Linked DNA regions of Homo sapiens: regions 1 and 2 are each linked to region 3. The links are chromatin contacts, found by Hi-C or POLR2A ChIA-PET in ENCODE. All regions are on one chromosome and are shown on one strand. Each heading gives the region's core, a stretch centred on a gene start or an enhancer-like site at or near the end of the contact. The rest is flanking DNA. Distances are from core to core; before and after follow the strand shown.

Region 1 (4,662 bases), core at 29-2,528, 390 kb before region 3:
ATTGCACACGTAAAATGCACATGAAACCAGGTTTGGAGAGTGATTCTTAGTAACGTAGCCTTGCATTTGTGCTTCGACATAAAATTGAGACATTCTCAAGAGGCCTTGGGACATGGTGACATGTTGCGCAGTTTGGCCAGCAGAGGGAGACCAGAGAGTCGTGAAGCACGCAACGAAGCCACACCCAGATTAGGGTTATTATCTGTCTCTTCTCTGAATTTTCAAAAAACACAAAAAGAAAATGAGAAATTCTTAAAACAAAGCCCCTTTTTTATTGAAGCAAAATCCACATAACATAAAACTAGCCCTTCTAAAGTGTGCAATTAAGTGGCATCTACCTCATTCACAGTGTTATGGAACCGTCACCTCTATCTAGTTCCAAAACATAAGAAATGTTTAAATTTTCTATAAAGGGAACTTGCAAAAACCCAGGCGTGTCCTATCCTCCTTATTTCGTCACATTCCCAGTTTTGTGTCCACCGGTATTCTGTCAGGAATGGTCCCCACGTGTTCCCCCAACAGCCTTCGTCACTGTACAATTCATAGAATCGGATTCAGGGTTACAATTACAGGTTCGAAAACCAAAAACATCCCAGTTCTTTAGTTCTTCCTCTAGGAATTGCACAGTTGCAATAGACAAGCCAGTATAGGTGACTGTTTTAAAAATTCTACACATACTATGTCATTTATCAGCAAAGAAATGAATAAATTGTTTTAATTTAAATATGGTTACAAAACGGAAATGAACAATGTACTGCACCAAAGCCCTTCAGTCTTTGATGGGAAATTTAAAGTTATTCCCATCCAGAGTGAAAATTAAAGTTATTTCTAGGTTAGGATGCGAGCCAAGATTTTAAGGGCACCATGTCAACTGGTTAGATAACAACTTTGAGGAAAGCAGAACTTAATGTAATAAAAGCAGAAGGTTTACAATCTAAATCCACTTTTTTATTAAAGAATTTAATCTGCTTTATGGGGTCTTGGCCCAGGGAAGGGTAAAAAAAAAATGCCAAACTGGAGAGGCCGGGGGAGGGGAATGGCTGTAGATGACTCTGGGAAAACAGGAGGGAGGGAAACTGAAGCGCGAATGAGGCCGGATCCGCCCTAACAAAGAGGCAGAAACTGTGTCTCAACAGCCACCAAATCCAGTTCAGGGCGGTTTGAGCCAGTTTCTGAGCTGGATTGAGAACAACAGCCTCGGCAGAGACTTCACTAGGGTGAAAGAGAAAATCCAGCATGGACTTCGCAGAAAGAACTGGATTTGGCCTGGACTCGCTGGAGCCTAAAGCTGCTGCCAGTAGTGGCAAAGTCAGATGAAATATAAGGCCTGGAGCGTGGACAGTGGCCTCTTCCAGAAAGAGAAATCACACAGCACTGTCTCTGTGCCATAATCCAGTCCGCATTTTCTGTCTTGCTGCTCCTAATTGTGGCTGGTAAGGGAAAAAGGGCCTCAGGGTATCAGTTTTCAGAGAAAGCTGTCTGCAATGTTGGGGGAGGGGAGGATTATGTGTCTCCTGTAGTTTCATGTGTGTGCCTGGTGGTGGGGGGGGGAATGTGCGAGAGGGTCTGAAGGAGAGGGAACAGCACTTCACACCCTGCAGTTCACACCACCTTTCCAACAGCTTTGCTGTATTGCACAACCTCAAAATACACTGAACATAGGCGTTGTGGGAGCGCCCCACATACAAGTGGCACTTGTACAAGTCATTATCGGACCTCCTTCAGCCCTATGCATGAAATGGCAGTACCCATACCCAATACTGTCAACATTCTCTTTTCATCTGCGTCCAGAAATACATACAAGCCGTACATGCCTTTCTCAACTAAGAGACACAGCAGTATTAGGTAACAATGGAATGATAATCCTGTCCTCCGCTCCCCTCCCCCAAGTGCCAGAACCTCCTAAGATCTGATCAGTCCCACCCTGAAATGGCTCCTCTAACACTGTCTAGTAGACTGAACTGTGGTCTGCAGCTGTGGAGGCTGTGCACTGCCTGTGGCCAAGTTTGGCTCAGAACCTTCCCGAACCAGTACAGCCCTTCCCCACCAAAAATTCCTAGGAGTTGTACACAAAGTCCAGGTCGGCCTGGTGGGACACTGTGTGTGTGTGTAAATTCCCTCTCCCCTAAGTGTCCAAAGATGTTTAGAATCTTCCAGAGGCACTAAATGCCTCCAGACCCAGGGCTTCTCTGACTGAAGTCAGCCCTGGTGCGAGCTGGGGGGCAGGGCATGGAGCTTACGACTCTCCCATGCACAGGCTCAATTATAAGCAGGGCTGTAGGTTTCAGAAATATTCCTAAGAGACTGGGGAAGGGAAAAGGAAGAAGATCAGCTGAAAGATGTGAAAATGCTATTTTATTCCTTTTACCATGGATACATAGATGGAAAATTGGAACACAATCCACTCTACATTATTAATGTGCGAAAATCAAACACACGAAACATGTTGCTGACATTTTCTATTTAATGTTTATTACACAAATAAGTAACTCATGAAGCTCTTCTACGTCCATTTCATTAACTATTAGATCTGGACTGCTGGGGATTCTGATAGGTCTTTTCTTTCTTTAGGATTTGTTTCTTTTTTGGTAGGGAACAATGAATTGCCCCACATGAAGATGCAGTAGGCTGGAGAGGATAACAGTAATAACCGCTGGGTGTGGTGGCTCACGCCTGTAATCCCAGCACTTTGGGAGGCCGAGGGGGGCAGACTGCCTGAGGTCAGGAGTTTGAGACCAGTCTGGCCAAAATGGTGAAACCCCGTCTCTACTAAAAAAAAACACACAAAAACTAGCTGGGCGTCGTGGTGTGCGCCTGTAATCGCAGCTACTCGGGAGGCTGAGGCAGGGGAATTGCTTGAACCAGGGAGGCAGAGGTTGCAGTGAGCCGAGATGCCACCACTGCACTCCATCCTGGGCGACAGAGTGAAACTCTGTCTCAAAAAATAAATAAATAAATAAATTTTAAAAAACAGTAATAACCATAATACTGAGAACTCACTATAAACCAGGCAGTACCAAGTGTTTCCTATCTTAAATTATAACATACACACCGTACATTTCCAAGTTAGGAATTATTGTCCCCATTTTAGAGATGAGGAAAATGAAGTTTGGAATGATTCGGTACTTTACCAACGTTACACATCTATAATGTGGCAGGTAAAGATTCTGGCTCCAAAATCCATACATTTAAGCTGATACTATACCCGCCACCTCACTGGCAACGGATTATAAACCCTTTTTCAGATCCTACTACGTGTCAGCCTACTTCCGGCTGGGGGAAGATGGTCATAGCGAGAGGGGAAGAATTGGTTCAGTGATGAGAACATGGTTGGTTCCTGCCTTCAACAAGCTTTCAATCTAATGCCTGTTTTTTTCAAGGACAATTCAGAACGGTCTGACAAGGGATTTTTTTTTTTCTGCCTTTCGCCCCCAGAGGCACTCTGGGAAAAAGAGTTTAGAATTTCCCTGCCATTTCCGTGCTGTGCGGGGAGGAACACTTGAAATCGGGCCTGGCGGGGTACCAGGAGGCAGCACAAGCAGGCGGGGTGGAGAGGGGCAGGGCGAGGCCCCGGGAGCCGTCACCATGGCAACCCAGTCTGCTTTCCAGAACAATGTCTCTAACCAGGAAAACAGCTCCAGAGAGCTCGCTCTTCATAATCCCCGTGGCCTGTCGGGTTAGGGAATGCACAAAGGGGAGTCTTTCTCCATAGAGAAATGACTCTTTACAAGGCGGGGAACAAAGGGGAAACATTTGTTGTATAGGATCTTTCTTTGTTATCTGGCTGAAATAAAATCAACAAAGTGCAATTACTTAGTTCCTCTCCACTCTTCACAGGAAATGAACGCTGCATTGTTAGGCAAGGTTCCTTTTTGTGAATAATATTTGCTGTAATTTTTCTTTTATCCCCATTTTATAGATGAGAGATTAGTAAGCATGAATGAACTTGACCTCTGCAAAACTGTAATTTGAGAACCAGGGCGTCTTTTAGAAGGCTTTGTGAAGGAGGCCCTGCCTTTGCCGACTTTGTGATAAACCTACCAGATAATGTGAGGAGGGTTGGTGTCCACGTGCTCGGGGCCTTGGGAGCCACCAGCGCTGGCTGGACTCAGCCGCTGCGCTCTGCTCCCTGCGCTCGCCCCTCCCCCGCACCCGCAAATGCAGCCAGGAGGAAGAGGCGAGGAGGAATGCAGGAGGCATTCCAGCCCCACCCCCGCAAGCCTCCTCCAGCGAGTTCCGAAACTACTGCTAAGTGGGCTGCAAGGAAGACAGTGAACCAGCTGGTGACTGTACTCCTCCAGGCTTTCACATGATCTACAGCCTGACTACACCCAGCGCATTGAAGGTTGTCCCTTGCTCTCTCTGAGCTAGGGTGTGACAGCCCTTAAAGATGAGGGTAACATCGCGGTAGTCAGTCCAGGCCTGCAAGACCAGGAACAACAGCAGTTACTGTATGCCTAATAACCGACGATTTTCCATCAGTGTCCACACTTACAAATAATGTCATTTTTTAATAGTTATATAAACCAGAAAGGTTAAGAGTTCGGCTACCTCGTGGCAATAAAAGTCCTGCTCTCTGTGTCTGGGTGTCCCCGAGGAGCCCAATCCATGACAAAATCGGAAAAGCCAGAACTAGACCTACACCTCTGCAGCAGTCCCTTT
Region 2 (4,683 bases), core at 465-2,964, 400 kb before region 3:
GGACCTCATAAGAAGGGAGCTGGGGGGGATAAACTCTCCAGCTCTACGCTCTTCTTTCTCTTTAATTTCCTTTGAGTGCTTCCCATTGCCCAGACCCAATTTGAAGCTAAAAGTCAAGATAGCTTCTTGATGCATTCCATATAGGTCAGTCTCTGCCTCCTAGGACACAAAGCAGAGTAGAGAAGGGTGGATATTGGTCTAGAGAGGCAAAATAAAAGTAGCATAATCACTTTACACTACAGTACTACTACACCATTCTGTCTCCAGCGGTGGGAGGTTAGAAAGGTAGGTAGATAGTCAACTATTTTATGGAGCAAATAGTAAAAATGTATACAGGCCTTCTGCAAACTAACCAAAAAAATAAAAAGAAAAAGAACGGGGCAAAAAATAAAAGCTTTTGATAGGCATATATCATGTTATTTTTGGAAACCACTATTAAGAACTGTAAGCTTCCTTGATTGTTACAGTGCTTAAAAGCATCCAGGAGATGGCAGCATTGGTAAGGTATTTAAAAATCAAATGTTAAAAATATTTTTCACAATTATTATTGATAGATAATGAGCTTCCCAAATGGAATAACGTTTTAAAGTATAGTTGGTCCTAAATAACTAAAAATGCAGAAATACTAAATTATTGTCAAATAATAGCGTGGCTTTATGCAGGTGGTTATTCAAGAGTACACTCACATGACACATGACAGTTCAGTAGATATTCGGACTGAAAATACAACAGATTACAACGGGGCTGAAAAATTTCTATCGCCTAATGAGGCCTAGGATAATGAGTGTGTTTGTGTCTTAGTTTGTTATTTGTTTCTTTTTTCTTTTATTTTCTTTTGAGACCTGGGTCTCGCTCTGTCACCCAGGCTGCAGTGCAGCGGTGCTATCTTGGCTCACTGCAGCCTCCGTCTCTGGGGCTCAAGTGATCCTCCTGCCTCAGCCTCTGGGGTAAGATTCCAGGCATGCACCATCACCCTTGGCTAATTTCTATATTTTTTTGTAGGGATGGGGTTTCACCATGTTGCCTAGGCTGATCTCAAACTCCTAAGCTCAGGAGATCCTCCCACCTCGGCCTCCCAAAGTGCTGGGACTACAGGCGTGGGACTGTGTGGCCCGACCTGACAAAAACAAGTTTAATAACTAGAGGCAACTATTCACAAATCATATACAAAATATCATATGTGAGATGTGGTGGCTTATTAAAATCTAGATATCACAGACATCATATCAGTTATGAGGCAAAAAAAATTAATCTGCCTTTAAATGTTATTTCTAAACTGTTTTAATCATTTCCAACATTGAAACATAAATTGTTAAAGATACACCTAGATGTCAATATTCTGGCCCAGGTACTTAACTGGGTACAGGAGACAAAATACTAAAAAACAATCTGACCTTCTAAACCCTCAGCCTGAGATGGAAACAGACAACTCCATTGAATTACAATTCGATCTGACTCTAATAGCAAGGTGCCATCTAAATGGGAGGGCCAACTTGCCTAACTCCACCTTGACAGACGGGGAAGGCTTCACCAGGGAGGGAGCACGGAGCAGAGATTTTGAGAGATGAGCCTGCGTTTGCCAGGATAACCACAGGGAGAAGGCCACTGCCTGCAGAAAGAGGAGCAGGCGTAGGGGAGGGTAGACATGAAACAGCACACCCTATCCCAATGGTTAACCAGAGGCAATATCGCTCCCGGGGGAGATTTCGAAATGTCTGGTAACATTTTTGCTTGTCACCACTGGAGGAGTGCTACTGGCAGCTAGTGGGTAAAGGTCAGGGATGCAGCTAAACGTCCCACAGTGCACAGACAGCCAACCACGACAAATGAATTATCTGACCTCAAATACTGCCACTGTTGAAAAACTGCTGTAACCGCAAATGGCATCTCTTTGAATGGCAAGGTTACAGAAAGGAATAGCAAAAATGCAGCGATGATCCAGGAACGTTTTCTAAAAGGGGGCGGGGATAAAATTAGGGAAGGTTTATTGACACCCCCCAAAAAAAAGAGAAAAAAAGAGAGAAAAGTTTAGATTTTATTGTAAATGTGAGAGAGAGCCAGACACAATCAGCTTTGCTTACTAGAAAGATTGCTGTGGCTGTGGGAAGAGAATGGACTGAGATGGCGACGCTGACAAACAAAGAAAATTGGTATTTTAACAATTTCACTTCTCTTTTCTTTATCAAGGGGAATATCTTACAAATGAAAAAATAGAAGACTGGTAAGAGGAAATTGAAACTCTAGATTGATGTCTAGATTGTAAGAGGGCAAGTAGCTGCTCCAGTGATTTCAAGATTTGTGATGAAGATAAATTAAACTGCCATGTCTGCGCCTCACTTCCTGAATCCCTCCCTCCCGCTGGCCTGCACCGCTGCCCCTCCCTCCTGTCTGGCGTGGTTCCTTAAAGCCCTGCATTTGACTCCCTACCTTGGCTCCCATTCTTTATTTATCCCACCTGACTGGCAACCCAGATTTGACTTGTTCTTCCAGTTCTGACTTGGAAACTACCCATCAGCCCTTTGCGCAGATGCCGAGGGTTAGAAATGCCCCACTCCTTAGCCCCAGGCACAGTGAGACTAACCCCATAAGGGTGGCGGTGAAGGGGAGGGGAGAGTTTGACAAATCTCCTCCCAAGTGATAAGAGAATTTATGGATGAGATTAGCAAAACGCTGTTAGTCCAGACATCAGAGTAAGAGCCAAATCCTGTTTCCTACAGTGTCCCCACCCCACCTCTCACCTCTACTCCTACCATCCTGCCCCTCAGTCACCCAGCCCAGCCATGCTGGCCTCCTTCTGCCTCAAAGAGTTTGCATTGGCTGATTCTGTCTAGATGAAAAACAGAATTCACTAGAGAGCTTTCATAAAATGCCCGGATCTGACCCTTACATCCTTTTATTTTTCCTTCTGGGTTTGGCTTTCTCTTTCTTCTTTCCTTCCCTTGCACTCATATCAGCACCTCTACCCCACCCCCAACTCTTACCACACCCGTGTCAAGAACTGGATTTGTGTCTGCCATATTTTCTCCATGTTCACATAGACTATTTAAGTAAATAAGAAAACCCTGAACGAAAGAGAAACATGAGGATGATAGCCCAGCTTTACTCTTCTACCCCTCCCCATCTCCTTACGATCCCTACTAGCTGGACCCAATTGGAAGCCAGAGAGCAAGGAAGCTCATTGGTGCAGGTCATGTAGGTCAGCCTCTGCCTCCTGGGACACAAAACAGATAAGAGGACCTTGAAGCTAGAGAGGAAAAATAAAGAATAACCTTTTTCCGACCACACAACTTAAGAAACAAAGCACTGGGCATGGTGGCTCATGGCTGTAAACCCAGCATGTTGGGAGGACGAGGCAGGCGGATCACCTGAGGTTGGGAGTTCGAGACCAGCCTGGCCAACATGGTGAAACCCTGTCTCTACTAAAAATACAAAATTAGCTGGGTGTGGTGGCACATGCCTGTCATATCAGCTACTCAGGAGGCTGAGGCAGGAGAATCGCTTGAACCCGGGAGGCAGAGATTTCAGTGAGCCGAGATAGTGCCACTGCACTCCAGCCTGGGCAACAGAGTGAGACTCCATCTCAAAAAAAAAAAAAAAAAGTTATTTAAATCTTCTGACTAGGCCAGGTACGGTGGCTCACACTTGTAATCCTAGCACTTTGTAAGGCTGAGATGAGAGGACTGCTTGAGCCCAGGAAACCAAGACCAGCCTGGGCAACATAGCAAGACCCTATCTCTGTTTTTTTTTAATTAATATATTTTATAAATAAAAAAATAAAAAATAAAAATTAGCTGAGTGTGGTGCACACCTGTGGTCCTAGCAACTCAGGAGGCTGAGGTGGGAGGATCACCTGAACCTGAGAGGTCAAGGCTGCAGTAAGCCATGATCATGTCAATGCACTCCAGCCTGGGTAACAGAGTAGGACCCAGTCTCAAAAAAAAAAAAAAAAAAAAAACTTCTGGCCTGGTGTGGTGGCTCACACCTGTAATCTCAGCACTTTGGGAGGCTGAGGCAGGAGGGTCACAGGGTCAGGAGTTCAAGACCAGCCTGGCTAAGATGGTGAAACCCCATCTCTACTAAAAATACAAAAAAATTAGCCAGGCATGGTGGCAGGTGCCTATAATCCCAGCTACTCAGGAGGCTGAGGCAGAGAATTGCTTGAACCCAGGAGGCAGAGGTTACAGTGAGCTGAGATGGTGCCATTGCACTCCAGCCTAGGAAGCAGAGCAAGATTCCATCTCAAAAAAAAAAAAAAAAAAATTCTGTGAAAATACAAATATTGCAAACATTTTCTCTCAGTCTACAGATTACATTTTCATTTTGTATGTGGTATCTTTTCATGAAAATAAGTTTTTATTTTGTTTTATTTTTTAAGACAGGGTCTCACTGTCACACTGGCTGGAGTGCAATTGTATGATCATAGCTCACTGCAGCCTCTGTCTCCTGGTCTCAACCAATTCTCTTGCCTCTGCCTCCCAAGTAGCTGGGACTACAGGTATGCGCCACCACACCCAGCAAATTTTTCTGTTTTGTTTTTGTAGAGATGGGGTCTTGCTTAGTTGCCCAGGCTGGTATCAAACTTCAAGCAATCCTTCCACCTTGGCCTCCCAAAGTGCTAGGATTATAGGAGTGAGCCACTGCTCCAGTCAGAAGTTTTTAATTTTAATATAGTCAAATATATCA
Region 3 (4,690 bases), core at 1,550-4,049:
TATGGAATGAACCTATGAAAGCCTTCAAAATACAAATTTTGGCCAGGCGTAGTGGCTTACGCTGGTAATCCCAGTACTTTGGGAGGCCAAGGCAGGTGGATCACAAGGTCAGGAGATTGAGACCAGCCTGGCCAATATGGTGAAACCCTGTCTCTACTAAAAATACAAAAATTAGCCAGGCGTGGTGGTGGGTGCCTGTAGTCCCAGCTTCTCAGGAGGCTGAGGCAGGAGAATTGCTTGAACCTGGGAGGTGGAGGTTGCAGTGAGACGAGATCACACCACTGCACTCCAGCCTGGGTGACAGAGCGAGACTCCATCTCAAAAAAAAAAATACAAATTTTATGTGTACTAAATTTATTTTATTTAAATTATTATAATTTATTAGTTAATGTGTATATGCATATTTAAATATAAATTTACCAAAAGAAGATAAAGACAGTACATTAAGACAAAGAGACTATGGCTGATATTTTCAAGGCATAACATACTGGCAGCCTGCAACTCAGCTAGGGTCCACAGTGGTGTTTTTGCTGGTTCCCACAGTATTCTTAAAAAAGTATCGCATGTAATTTACTCACAGTTTACTCCTGTCCCTGCCACTCCCTAGTGCTTACATCTAGTTCACTCACTTCACATGAGTGCAATGCTGTATTTAGCTCCTATAGATACTCGAGTTTTGAATCCTTATTACACACCTTATTTAGTAATAACGGGCATGCAATTAATTTTTCTTCAACATGCTTCGTAAGTTTTTCAGGATCACCTAGCTCCTTATAAACTTTTTAAGACTTACCTTCACCAGTTTCAATGAAACATGTATAGTTTCATGTTGTTAGGTGCAATAATATGTTTATGATGATGCACACTTTCCTTATTTGGTTCTCTGTCCAAATGTACATCACCTTTTTGAATTTGTGTCTTGTGAATTTTTGTGAATTGTGATTCATGCATAGTTGATCATAAAGGTTAGGGGTTGTAGAAAAGGTAAGTAAATCTACTTATGCTAAAATTTTAGGTAACTGATGCCATAGGTAGGTAGGTATAAGCGAGTGCTGTTTAAGATGATAGGATTTGACCTGTAATTTATCTGATTTGTGTCATGCTAGGTTATCTGATGACGATTTGTACTACTATGTCATGAACCAGGCTTGGCACAGGTCTTCAATAAGAAATTATTAGATTGAGTTCAATATCATATTATGCTTGAAATGGCTGTGGATGTAGGGACAGAATCGCAATTTTCCTTTTATTAAGGAAAAACGAAAGGATTGCAAAGTTGAATTAGAAATATAATTTGGTGTTTGGATCTAGGTAGTATTTTAAGGCAACATGAGTTCTAGATATCTGAGTCTGTTTAACTGTGAGTCATAGTCAAGAAAGGGTAAATGTTCAACACGAAAAGCCCTTTATACTTTACAAATCCGTTTTCTTTATGTTATCTTTTTTGACTCTCACCACAATCCTGAAAGAGGTAAGAATATATTTTACTGGTTAGAGTTTTTTCCTTAACATTTCTTATTACCACACATAAATGAATGATGTCTTGAATGGGAAATGGGTCTTCTGGTTTGTACTCTACCTTCTTGGACAAATCTGAGTCTCAGTGCTGTCCTCTATAAAGGAAAAAGCTTAAATTAGACGATGTCTAAGGTCTCTTCCTGCTCTAACCTTCTATATTTTTTTCAGCTAGTTCTGCTCCCACAAGCCATTAAGTTATTCATGATTTCTCAGTGTAGCAAGGGACGCATGGATGAAGGAAATCCACAGAGGACATTTGTTTAACTCAGGAAATACTCGTTGACTGACAAGTGTGAAGTTCTGGAGAATGAGCCAGCTGTTGTCTCTTGTGGCTTTAAGTGCTTATCTTCTGATCAGTATTACAATTTCCTGACCACGCTACATGGGTTTGAAAAAAAAATCAGTTAGGAAACTAGTGAACATTTCATTCATTACAGACCCTTTTTTGGAGGTAAAATGGAATTGCAGCCAAAATCAGTGATCTTCACCACCATTCTACTGTCCACTACGCAGTTGGTAGATTTCAGACGACCATGGACTTCTGTCTTACTGGAGTGCAGATATGACATTCCCTGTAATTTTTTAGATGATAGAAAAACAGAAATGTGACACACTTCAGCTGCTTGATTATTTTAAAGAAAAAAGTGACATTTGGAAACCATTTCAGCAGATGGTCACACCATCAGATTTTAATTTTAGTCCCACTATTTTTACCTTAACAATATTACTGAAGCCCTAATATTTGCCTACACTTTATATCTAGTTTCAAAGTCTGTTTAAATGACAGAGTAAAAGGGAATTGTCTAAAATATCTGCTTAAGTAGTTGTGTATAATATGAGGCAAAGGGTTGATTTTTTTTAAGTGTTTCTGCTTACCACTTATTTGGTCTGTGACCCTGGGTAGGTCTCTGGTCCTGTTTTACATGAATTTAAAATAAAAATATGAATAATAGTGCCTTGCTTTTCCAAAGGGGCAGGGTGCCAGGCTAGATTATTTCCTAAAGTGGAAGTGGTTTCATCCTATTTTGAAGCAATGTTTCATTCATTCTGTTTCAAAAGGGGAAGCCTGGCCCCCGTGATGGCTCATGCCTGTAATCCCAGCACTTTGGGAGGCCGAGCTACTCAGGAAGCTGAGGCAGGATAATCGCTTGAATTTGGAAGGCCGAGGTTGCAGTGAGCTGAGATCGCGCCACTGTACTCCAGCCTGGGTGACACAGTGAGACTCCGTCTCAAAAAATAAAAAAATAAAAAAAGAGGAAGCCTGTTTTTGGCTGATGTGCTTCTCTCTTGTGGTTAGAGGGTGTCTCAGCTGAAGCTGATTTTCAGCCTGGATCACAGGAGTGACGTGTGTGGCAAATCGATTTTCATAACACATTTTTCAAACTGATTCTGAACCCATATAACTTTCAGGTGAGTTAAGACTGTATCAAACAGCTCCCTCTCACAACCAACTTGTCTTCATTCTTGAATGAGGCCCTGGTTACTGGTGTCCACTCTGTTTTCCTATCACGTCTCAAAATATGCATGTCCACATTTATTATTGATTCCTGCAAGATGGTTTCCTGTACTTAAGATTTTCTCTTGTAAAGTTGAGGATTCAGTTGTCTTTTTTTTTTTTTTTTTTTTTAATGGAGTCTCACTCTGTCACCCAGGCTGGAGTGCAATGGCTCAATCTCGGCTCACAGCAACCTCCATCTCGTGGGTTCAAGCAATTCTCCTGCCTCAGCCTCCGAAAGTGCTGGGATTACAGGCTTGAGCCACTGCGCCCAGCCCAGTTGTCTTTCTTGTAGTTTTATATGATTTTGATTTCTGGAAAATCTGTGAAACTGCATGCCTCACACCCAGACTACAAAGAATATAATAAAATAATAATAACTGATAGATATATATTGAACATGTACTTGTACCTGGTCTTGTTATAAGCACGTGCATTATTTCACAAAATCCTCATAACCTAAAATCCTACAACCCTATGACATAGCTATTATTATCATTTTACAGATGAAGAAACCAATGCACAGAAGGTTGAATAACTTGTTAGATCTGTTTTCTTATATTTAATTTTCATATTTTCTGTGTGTGTGTTTCTCTTACCTTAGCAATGTCATACAAGACAGAGATCTTAAACTCCCAATCCATGAATGTGCCATCAGGGTAGGAAATTGTGTCATTTAAAACTTCCTGAATAGGAAAAAAGAAGAAGAAGAAAAGTTGTTGCAAGAAAGGATATTGTGGAGAGACTATTATGAAACAAATAATGATCTTCAAATTATGAAACCTTAGGATCAGGAACAAATTGGAATTCCATTGTCTGGGATTTCATGAACCTGTGTTTTTTCCTTTTCTGCATAAGAAGCATTGGGTGGTTTTTGCCACCTGGATATGAGCAGGAGGTACCCATAGCATCCCAAATTTCAGTTCTTCCATCAGACAGGTGTAGAGGAATAAGCAGCAGGCGGGGAGACTGCTTAACAAGTGACTGCCCTGCATGTTCTGTCTCATCTAAATTGGACCCATGTTTTAAAACAGGCAATTGCTATAAGAAAATTCCTTCATTAGGCTTGTGTTTTTACTCACATAATCAGTTATATAAATTAGCTTAATTGCTCTTTTTTTTTTGAGTTTACTAAGTCCTCTGTCAATAAGAGAGATCTTGGATTTTTTTGTGAATTGTATGACCTGGAATTTTCTTTGTTTTTTTTTGTTTTGTTTTGTTTTTGAGACAGAATCTTGCTCTGTTGCCCAGGCTGGCATGCAGTGGCACAATCTCAGCTCATTGCAACCTGTGCCTCCGGGGTTCCAGCCATTCTCCTGCCTCAGCCTGCTGAGTAGCTGGGATTACAGGCGCATGCCACTATGCCCAGCTAACTTTTGTATTTTTACTAGAGACGGGGTTTCGCTACGTTGGCCAGGCTGATCTCGAACTCCTGGCCTCAAGCAATCTGCCCGCCTCAGCCTCCCAAAGTGCTGGGATTACAGGCACAAGCCACCGCGCCCCGCCTATATCTGGAATTTTCAAGTCACTATTTTAATATGATGATGGTTCTACCAAGTTGCAGGATTTTAATTAAGCTAATACATAACTGTTCTTCACGGTAGAACTCTAAACAGGACTCTAACTGATAACAATAGTTTCTTATTTTAGGAAAAAGCCCAGTTTGATTTTTAGTTT

The links. Hi-C counts contacts between places; a loop is a spot of excess contacts on that map. ChIA-PET counts read pairs that join two places held with the same protein, here RNA polymerase II (POLR2A). Pooled maps may share reads with other maps.
Region 1: a loop to region 3 is called in a pooled map, with 8 times the contacts of the local background. The contact joins two enhancer-like sites. A Hi-C loop is called at or near these places in 1 of 168 maps with a recorded cell type or tissue (ascending aorta) and 9 of 50 pooled maps. POLR2A ChIA-PET finds 5 or more read pairs at or near these places in 1 of 52 experiments (H1).
Region 2: a loop to region 3 is called in a pooled map, with 5 times the contacts of the local background. The contact joins two enhancer-like sites. A Hi-C loop is called at or near these places in 13 of 168 maps with a recorded cell type or tissue (B cell, CD4-positive, alpha-beta memory T cell, CD8-positive, alpha-beta T cell and 9 more), 20 of 37 single-sample maps with no recorded cell type and 19 of 50 pooled maps. POLR2A ChIA-PET finds 5 or more read pairs at or near these places in 2 of 52 experiments (activated T-cell and activated naive CD8-positive, alpha-beta T cell).

What each region holds. Positions count from the first base shown.
Region 1 is chr12:14,256,578-14,261,239 of GRCh38, forward strand. No RefSeq gene overlaps it. Among named protein-coding and RNA genes, the nearest start is that of ATF7IP, 110 kb to the right of the region's middle. RefSeq lists a cis regulatory region at 893-1,822. Within about 2 kb of position 1,279, at least 40 of the 41 ENCODE cell types and tissues checked have a DNase peak (open chromatin) inside an H3K27ac peak, as active enhancers do.
Region 2 is chr12:14,237,902-14,242,584 of GRCh38, forward strand. No RefSeq gene overlaps it. Among named protein-coding and RNA genes, the nearest start is that of ATF7IP, 130 kb to the right of the region's middle. RefSeq lists enhancers at 1,324-2,263, 1,418-1,497. Within about 2 kb of position 1,715, at least 19 of the 41 ENCODE cell types and tissues checked have a DNase peak (open chromatin) inside an H3K27ac peak, as active enhancers do; they include OCI-LY7, where a contact is called at or near this core.
Region 3 is chr12:14,641,617-14,646,306 of GRCh38, forward strand. GUCY2C (guanylate cyclase 2C) reads right to left here. Exons shown (of 27, transcript NM_004963.4): 16 at 3,613-3,699; 17 at 1,958-2,090. Among named protein-coding and RNA genes, the nearest start is that of GUCY2C-AS1, 22 kb to the right of the region's middle. RefSeq lists an enhancer at 2,704-2,783. Within about 2 kb of position 2,800, at least 4 of the 41 ENCODE cell types and tissues checked have a DNase peak (open chromatin) inside an H3K27ac peak, as active enhancers do; they include OCI-LY7, where a contact is called at or near this core.